2 separate regions of the Homo sapiens genome follow, and region 2 is linked to region 1. Evidence: chromatin contacts called from ENCODE Hi-C or POLR2A ChIA-PET data. All regions are on one chromosome and are shown on one strand. Each heading gives the region's core, a stretch centred on a gene start or an enhancer-like site at or near the end of the contact. The rest is flanking DNA. Distances are from core to core; before and after follow the strand shown. Region 1 overlaps CAND1.11 (a long non-coding RNA gene). Region 2 overlaps IRAG1 (inositol 1,4,5-triphosphate receptor associated 1).

Region 1 (4,468 bases), core at 799-3,298:
CCACTCTGGGCCCAGCCCTGCACTAGGTCCAGGAGGGGCAGCTATGAAGCACACACAGCATGGCACAGCCCCTGGGTTGGGGTGCAGGCCTGAGAACCCATAATTACAATCTGTGGGTTACACAGATAAGATGCCTGGTGAATGGAGAAGGGCAGAGGGAGTGAGGGAAGGGAGCAGCTATGCTGACACTCAGAATTCCAAGAGCCACACCTTTCCCTAAGTCCTCCACCCTCAGGACCCCCCACACTAAATACATGAGTTGGCAAGCGATGCCCCAACAGCCGAATTAGGCCCACCACCCACTTTATGAGGAAGATGAGCTAAGAATTGTCTACATTTTTTAGGCCGGGCGCAGTGGCTCCCAGCCTAAAAACCCCGTCTCTACTAAAAATACAAAAATTAGCCAGGTGTGGTGGTGTGTGCCTGTAATCCCAACTACTCAGGAGGCTGAGGCAGGAGAATTGCTTGAACCTGGGAGGCAGAGGTTGCAGTGAGCTGAAATCATGTCACTGTGCTCCAGCCTGGGCAACAGAGCAAAACTCTGTCTCAAAAAAAAAAAAAAATTGTCTTTACATTTTTAATGGTTGAGAAAAAAATCTAAAGAAGAATATTTTGTGACACATGAAAATTACATGAATTCCAATTTTGCCACCCATAAATTAAGTTTTCTTGGAACATGACCACATTTATTCATTTACCCATTGTCCTTGGCTGCTTTTCCACTGCAATGGCAGAGTCGAGTAGTTGTGACAGACACCATATGATCCTACGAACCTCAGACATTTACTATCTAGCCCTTTACAGAATAGTTCGCCAACACTTGCTCTAGACCAAAGCCCAGAAAGGGAATTTAAGACCCATCTGGCTGACCACTCTCAACTTCTCTTCCCATCCCGCTCCATTTCTCCTTGCACTGCCCCCGCCACTGCCCTCCACTCTCCACCATCTCCTGTCCTCCCTCCTTCTTCCTCCCACAATTCCCTGGGACCAAGAAATGGGTGCTTATTTGCTTCCTTTATGTCAGATCCTCCCCCTTTCTACTCTAGCCTCATGAGAAAGCCTTAGGGACAGGCACAGGTACCTTCCCTAGGCCAGAGCTTCCCCGTGGAAGTGCTTCAGATGGGCCACAGGCATGCAGCACAATGGTGATGCCCTCGGTCCTCAGGTGAGAGGGCAGCCAAAGTGCACAGGCTGGGTACCTCTAAGGAGAACCTCACCTACAGCTCCTTGGAGGGCAGCCAAGAGTGGGCCCCATCAAACAGCAAGGACAGTGATCTCATCCCAAGCGGCGAGGACACGTCCTTTGGCAGCTTGCTGCATAGTGTGCCACTCCCACATGGACAGAGCCAGAAACCCACTGGAGGAGTGTGTGTCCCTTGCGTCGGGTGAGCACAGAGCACAGACCAAGAGGGATGGGGCCGGGGGCAAGGAGAGCAGGAGGGAGCTTCTGGCAGCCACAGTAGAAATGGCAGCCCTGAATCTGTCTTCACGCCTATGTACAGAAACCATAAAATTCATTGTCCAAAATAGTATACTTTCTTTTTTTAAATCGACTTTAATGAGGTATAATTTACATATAATGAAATGCATCTATTTTAACTATATAGTACTATGAGTTTCTGCAAATGTATACATGGGTGATCCACCAGTGTCACCACTACCATGATCAAGATACACAATGTTGTCATTACCCCCCAAATGCCCCATATGCCCCACTGCAGTCACTCACCCCCACCACTGCCTGAGACAACTACTCATCTGTCTTCCATCACTACAAATTAGTTTTGCCTATTCTAGAATTTCAAATAAATGGAATCATACAGCATGTACTTTTTTGTGTCTGGCTTCTTTCATTCTGGGCAATGTTTCGAGATTCATCCACACTGTGTATGAACACCAAACTGGCACGCTTCTTGTTTGTTTTTTAGCAAAGGGAAGTGCTCTGGATAGTCATGTCATGTCAGAAGAATGAATCAGAGCCCTTCAGGACAAATCAGGACAACAGTCACTCGATGTATATGGGCTGTTCCTGTCTTTCTCAGTAGATGAGCCTCTTTAGTCACCTCCACACTGCCTGCAGGATATCTGATGTAAAATTGCATGTGTATTCTGCAGATTAGGGCTTCACCATTACCTAAGTGCACTAGAATCCAAAAGGTTTGAAGGGTGCTAAATCCAATGCTCATCCCAAAAAATTTCAATACCACATTTGTTGTTTGAAAAAAGAAAATGCCGTTATAGTCTCTATATGATTTCAACTGGTATATATTTTTTAACAGGTGCAAAATTGTTTTTAACTTTTTATCACCAATCTGTACAAACAAATTTCCTGTTAATGATGATTATGGGTACAATGTACACTATTCAAGTGATAGTTACAGGAAAAGCCCAGACTTCACCACTTTGCAATATATCCATGTAACAAAATGGCACTTGTACCCACTAAATCTATAAACATTTAAAAATTAGAAACAAATGAAATTTGAAAAAAGAATGAAGAAACCCTTAAAAATCTTGATCAGAAATTCCATGTAGCCATTTCAAGCCTAAAACTACATAAAAAAGACATGTTAATTTGAAGCAAGCTCATGTTTAACAATAAAATATTTAAATGATTTTCTTTAGAATATTATATAAATTCAACATTTAATATTTTGTTTTGTATATTATTGTAATAATATAACATGAAGAAAATGTGAATTTTTTTCACTAGCTCCCATGTAGGCATTCCCAAATCCCCTTTAGCTGACCCCAGTGTGCCACACGCATATTCTCACTTTCTAAGCGTGTTGTGAACAGGGAAGCATTAGTCAGCACTGCCCCCACACTATGGGAGAAGCCAGTACCCTGGGCTAGGACGCATGTTTCTTGCTAAAGAGACCTCTCCTGCCCTCTAGTGATAATTTTTGTAGCTGGATCTCAGAGGGAAAACAGTGATGTAATGAGTAATTAAATATATCTGTTTTATATTTGCAAAATTGCCATCCCTGTCACATGCATTATAGCTATCTTGGGTCCTGACAGATAAAAACTTTCACAAGCATCCCTCTGTTGCTCCCTGGTGCCTGGGAGGTCGAGCCTGTGGCTTCTCTTCCATGATTCCACCTCTCCTCTCTGCCCTCATCTTCTCCACCCCTGTGGCACGGCAAAGTCTCCACCATCCCCAGCCAGTGACACCACCCTTGCCATCACCTAGGACCAGTGGCCACTGAACCCCCTTCCCACCCTTACCAGATGCAAGGACTGTAGTGGTGGAGAGGGGAGCATGGGCCTGGGAAGCAAACACCTAATTGTTCATTGTACAACAATTTGTTATCAACCGACAAACTCCAGGCATTCAGAAAATTTGGGATTCCCTTGGCACACAGAGGGAAAGGGGGGCAGCTGTACCATAAACGCTTCCCATACCCCTTGTCTCTGTAGAAACCCAGCCTTTTATCCCCAAGCAGCAGCACTTAGCAAGTGGTCACACAAGAGGGAAGGTAAAATCACCACCCATCAACTAAAGGATGAAGTATCTGTTTGAGTTATCAGTATACAGTCACAGAAGTGAAAGATACATGCATGAAAATTAGAACATATCAAAGTTGAGGATCACCTATGCAAACAACAAAAAAGTCGTTGAGAACAGCTGAATTTTCATCTGAAATGAGAACTATAGAATATTTACTATTGAGGTAATTTCTGTTCTATTGAGTAGAAATCCAGCAAACAACAATCTATTTTTTTTTTTTTTTTTTTTTTTTTGAGATGGAGTTTCACTCTTTTCACCCTGGCTAGAATGCAATGGTGAGATCTTGGCTCACTGCAACCTCCACCTTCCAGGTTCAAGCGATTCTCCTGCCTCAGCCTCCCAAGTAGCTGGGATTACAGGTGCCCACCACCATGCCCAATTAATTTTTGTATTTTTTGTAGAGACAAGGTTTCACCATTTTGGTCAGGCTGGTCTCGAACTCCTGACCTCAAGTGATCCACCCGCCTTGGCCTCCCAAAGTGCTGAGATTACAGGCATGAGCCACCAAGCCCGGCCACTAACTACAATTCTATATATAGTTGGCCCTCCATCTCCAAGAGTTCCATAGCCATGGATGCAACCAAGTGTGGATGGAAAATATTCGAAAAAAAAAGTGGCATCCATCCTAAACATATAAAGACTTTTATTCTCTTCATTACTGCCAAGAAATAGAGTATAACAACTATTTACATAGTATTTACATTTTATTAGGTATTATCAGTACAGTTAAGCATCCATTAACAATGGGGATATGGTCTGAGAGATGTGTCTTTAGGTGATTTGGTTGTGCAAACACCACAGAGTGTACTCACATAAACCTAGATTGTATAGCCTACCACATACCTAGGCTATATGGGATAGCCTGTCGCTCCTGGGCTACAAACCTCTACAGCATGTTCTATACTGAATATTGTAGGCAACTGTAACACAATAGTAAGGATTTGTGTATTTAAA
Region 2 (4,468 bases), core at 1,275-3,774, 270 kb before region 1:
TTAGGCACCCCTCTCCTAGAGTATGGTTGAGGGGAGGGGACGGGGTAGTCAGAGTTTGTCAGCTGGAAGCCAAGGTCTTGTGTCAGCAAATTCAGGGAGGGTCTAGAGTGAGCAAATCTTGTGTAAGGATCCCAGGGGATCCTGAAAGGAGTAAGACATGCTCCCTGCTCTCAAAAAAAATGTATAAATTACTCTCAAGTCATAAACACCAAGAGGTACTACAGTATGTACAAGGGAGACATTGATTCAGGAGAAGGAGACATTGACTCAGTCTGGGGCCATCCATGAAGACTTCTCAGAAGAGAAGGTAGTTGTGGATCTGGCAGGTAGGTAAGAAAGAAGTGAGGAACTTCCCAGGAAAAGTACAGGGTTGGGAGAGTGGAGGGAGCGTTTCAGAGTGGGGAAGAGGTTAATATGGGTGGGGCACAGAGTATGCATGGACCCAGAGGGGAAGGTCATGGGAGAGACGCACAAAGGAAATTAGAGTCAGATGTAGAGCTTTGCAGGTGGATCTGAGGAAGTTGGGACATGATCTCCAGGCAGTGGGGAGTCAAGGCATCTTCTAAGCCTGTGTTTGAGAACAGTCAGTGCAGTAAAAGACTGAAGAACGAGAGACTGAGGACAGGGAGATGAGCTGTGGCATCGTCTCTGCAGAGGCCAAGGAACACCGCTCGCCCCAGAGCAATGGCCGTGGGAAGGGTGAACCTCCAAACATATTGAGCTTGGCATTTGCCAGGATTCTGGTTTGCCTAGAATAGAAACGGATTCAAATTAGATTAGCAAATTAGCAGAATGTTCTGGATCATATCATTGAGAGTTCTAGGGCAATCTCGGACATGGCTGGATCCACGGTCTCATCCCCTTGTCTCTCAGCTGTCCTTGGCATTAGATGTATTCTCAGGTGACCTCTCCTGTGTGGTGGCACTGTGGCACCTGCAGTTCCCAGCCTCTCCTTTCAGCAACGCTTGCAGCAGGAACTCCCCCAACAGTTCCAACAGAAGTCACCGAACTGAATGTATTGGCCTGGTCTGAGTCACGTGCTCATTCCTCAATTACAACCCAGAGCTGGGAGCATGGGATATTCTGTGGGGCCAGTCCAGTGTCATAGCTCCAATCCCACAGTGGGGTCAACCACCCCCATCCCAAGCACAAGTATGATGGATGTGCTGCTGTCGCCAGAAGAAGGGGGACTGGGGACCGCATGGGCGAAAATGCAGCTGCCCCCCAAAGCACTGACTGTGCTGAGTCATGTACGCATCTCATGCCATCCTCTCAACCATTCTGACGGAGAAACCGTTAGCTCCCACCGCACAGGGAGAAACCAAGGTGTAGACTAACTCATTCTCCCTCCTCACTCCTCCATCACTTTCTGTGTCCTGCGCTTCTGGAATCTCTTAGGGAGGCAAAGCGAAGCCACTAAGAGGCAGTACGAGCATCACAGCTAAGAACCTGAGAACTAAAGGACATGATCACAAAGATCAAATCACGATTCTCTAGGCAGAGAGATTCCCAAACTGCATTTAAATCAGGAACCCCATGCAGTGGTTACAGACTCTGGCCATTTAATTGTTAGATGGGAGGCCAGCCTCCATGAGGCAGGGGAGAGGCTTGTTCCTTGCCTCACTCCTGTCCATGAATAAGGCAGCTGAGAGTCGTGGTCGATCAGTGGGTAGGAGAATGCAGGGTGTGAATCTCTAGGCATGGGAGTGTAACCTGGGCAAAGGTGGCCATTCCAGAGCATTCATTGCAGACAAACTTAGTAAAGACCGCAGCACTCTTAGGAAGGCGCTGAATAAGAGGATGAAGGGGCATTTGTCAGTCAGGGAAGAGGGCGTAAATGGTGTTTCCTGCGTAGAGTACAGGATGTGCAAAAGCACTGAGGTAGGCCTAGAGTGACAAGTCTTCATGATGATGAAATTCCCTGAGATCCCCAAATAATTTTGTCAGAGAAAGACAAGCCACTGTGGAAATGACTCCCTTTGGCATCAGCAGCAGACCAGAGGCTCAGGGTTCCTCAGGTGACCTGCTTCCCCAGTCGTCATTGTTAGGAATTAAATCCCAACTCAGTGATAGAGAGCCACCCAGGCCACTTCTGCAAGGGACCATTTCTGCCCTTCCAAGCCATTTGCAGGGTTAAAGTTCTTGGACCTGGTAACAGCAAGTGGCAGGCATGAATTAGCATTTCCTGTTTGGGAGGCAGTGCACGTGACACACAGGAGAGGGGAACCGGGCAGGAGCCAACGGAACCAGGAGAGCTTAACGGTGGCCCAGATTCTACTTGGGGTCTGACAAAGGCACTCTGGGTGAATGGGGACATTTTAGAAATGCTGACATTCCCAGGGGACTGGCCCAGTCCAGGGTGGAAAGCAATTTTAGATGCTCTGGCTACTATTTTTGGAGCCTGAATCACATTAATTCACTGCTGCTCCAAATGGTGCACAGCCAGGGAGATCTTCAGGGAGCCCAGGGGCTGTTTCCCAGCCCAGCACTGGTGCAGCCTGCCCAGAATCTGCAGGGCGGTGCCCATTCCTTCCTGCTCCGGGTCACTCTGCGTTTCCTATTCGTGTGCCAGTGCACGGCGTCCAAAGCCCCCAACATCTTCTCCAAAGAGAATCCTTCATATGAGGGGATGAACCCCCATCTTAGGATGTGACTTGGGGCTATTTCAGGAATATTGTGTAGCTTGGACTCTCGCTAAATCTGGAGTTAGGAGAAGAGGGACCCGGGCAAGAGATATCCAGAAACGTCCCTTGCCTTCCCTCCTCAGAGTTGGCTGAATCTGAGTCAGGCAGGGAGCCGACACCGTGCAGGAAGCAGTCACTTTTCTGTTGAGCTTCAATTCCCTTTCATGTGCCTGTCAGCAGCAGAGAAGCCACAAGACAGGGGAAGGGGCAACATGTGATGCCTTCATTGGGCCAGGTCGCCAGGTCTGGATGGGATGGAAGGAGGGTGGAACAAAATGTGTTCTGGGAAGTTTCCAGCTGAAAGCCCAGAGGAGTGGTGCTGGTGTGGCTGTAATAGGTCACATTCCTCTCTGTTTCCAAAGCCAGTCCCTCCCGATGAGGGGGAAAGAGTACTGGGAAGCTCTGGAGTGAGGGATGAATCCTGTCCTTCAGCCTCATTTTATAGAGACTTCAGGGTGAGAACTGAAAGGTGTCACCCCCATTTGTGCCCATACTTGTAAAAACCCGTTTATTTGAATGTCTTTGCTAGCAGAACTCTAAATGCCTCAGATGAGGAATGGCGCTCCCTACAAAAATGAGTCTACCTTTGGGACATTTGTGCATGTGGAGTGTGGTGTGGGGTGTATGTTGCATCTGTGCACTTCTGGAGCATCTTGAATTACTGCATCCCAGCTCTCGCTCTCTGTGCTTGCTTGCAAATTGCCTGCTTACTGCTATGTCTCTTACCTCTGAGCTCAGTGCCCTGGTCTACCTGGTTTACTACTGCACAGAGCTTGGCACTTGGTAGGCGCTCTGTAAATATTTGTTAAATGGAAGAACAGATGAGTAATCTGCACATTCATCCCAGTGAGTCTGTCTTTCTTTTGGGGTGTAGTCTTGTCTCCATGTCTCTGTCTGTCTCTCTGAGCCCGTGTCCCTGTCCCTTCATCTCTATTTCTCTTAGTCTTCTTATTGTTGCCTCCTCCTTCATTTCTCCTCACACGAGCCCATCCTAGACACATAATCTATCTCTTTCCCTCAACCTGTTTTCTTACATTATGTATCCTCAGCAATTTCAGAGATGGAAGGCACGTTATAAATCATCGAGCTTAATTTCTAATGTTTATGTTTGAGGAAGCTATGCCCAGAGAGGTCACAAGGCACTAAGGACCAAAGCTAGCTTCCTTCTCTTTTTTTTTTAATGGAAGTTAGAAAAAATTTTAAACAGCTTTGTTAAAATATAATCCACACGCCATATGACTCACCTACTTAAAGTGTACAATTCAGTGGATTTTAGTATATTCAGAGAGTTGTGCAGCCATCATGGCTAACTAATTCCAGAATATTTTTATCATCCAAAAAGAAACCCCACACTTATTAACAGCCACGTCCCATTTCCCCATCCTCTCAGCCCTAAGCAACCATTAATTTACCTTCCATCTCTATAGCTTTCTCTATTATGGGCATTTTATATAAATAAAATAATACGTATGGTTTTTTGTGACTGGCTTCTTTCACTTACCATAATATTTTCAAGTTCATCCTTTCATTCATTTTAAGTTTCATACTTTAGCATGAAACTTAAAACTTATATCATTACTTCATTCCTTTTTTTTGAGACAAAGTTTCACTCCGTCACCCAGGCTGGAGTGCAAGTGGCATGATCTCAGCTCACTGCAACCTTCGCCTCCTGGGTTAAAGCAATTCTCATGCCTCAGCCTCCTGAGTAGCTGGAATTACAGGCGCACGGCACCAAGCCCAGCTAATTTTTGTATTTTTAGTAGAGACGGGATTTTACCATGTTG

Evidence for each region. A loop is a pair of places that touch in the nucleus more often than their neighbours do. ChIA-PET counts read pairs that join two places held with the same protein, here RNA polymerase II (POLR2A).
Region 2: a map of CD14-positive monocyte shows a loop between it and region 1 (2.1-fold over the local background). The contact joins two enhancer-like sites. A Hi-C loop is called at or near these places in 5 of 168 maps with a recorded cell type or tissue (CD14-positive monocyte, lower leg skin, psoas muscle and 2 more). POLR2A ChIA-PET finds 5 or more read pairs at or near these places in 3 of 52 experiments (Caco-2, OCI-LY7 and activated CD4-positive, alpha-beta T cell).

What each region holds. Positions count from the first base shown.
Region 1 is chr11:10,404,736-10,409,203 of GRCh38, reverse strand. All of the region lies in intron 2 of CAND1.11 (a long non-coding RNA gene), which reads right to left. Among named protein-coding and RNA genes, the nearest start is that of AMPD3, 48 kb to the left of the region's middle. RefSeq lists an enhancer at 1-387. Within about 2 kb of position 2,048, at least 6 of the 41 ENCODE cell types and tissues checked have a DNase peak (open chromatin) inside an H3K27ac peak, as active enhancers do; they include psoas muscle, where a contact is called at or near this core.
Region 2 is chr11:10,673,095-10,677,562 of GRCh38, reverse strand. The region is part of intron 1 of IRAG1 (inositol 1,4,5-triphosphate receptor associated 1); the gene reads left to right. Among named protein-coding and RNA genes, the nearest start is that of IRAG1, 18 kb to the left of the region's middle. RefSeq lists enhancers at 1,126-1,627, 2,402-2,989. Within about 2 kb of position 2,524, at least 14 of the 41 ENCODE cell types and tissues checked have a DNase peak (open chromatin) inside an H3K27ac peak, as active enhancers do; they include psoas muscle, where a contact is called at or near this core.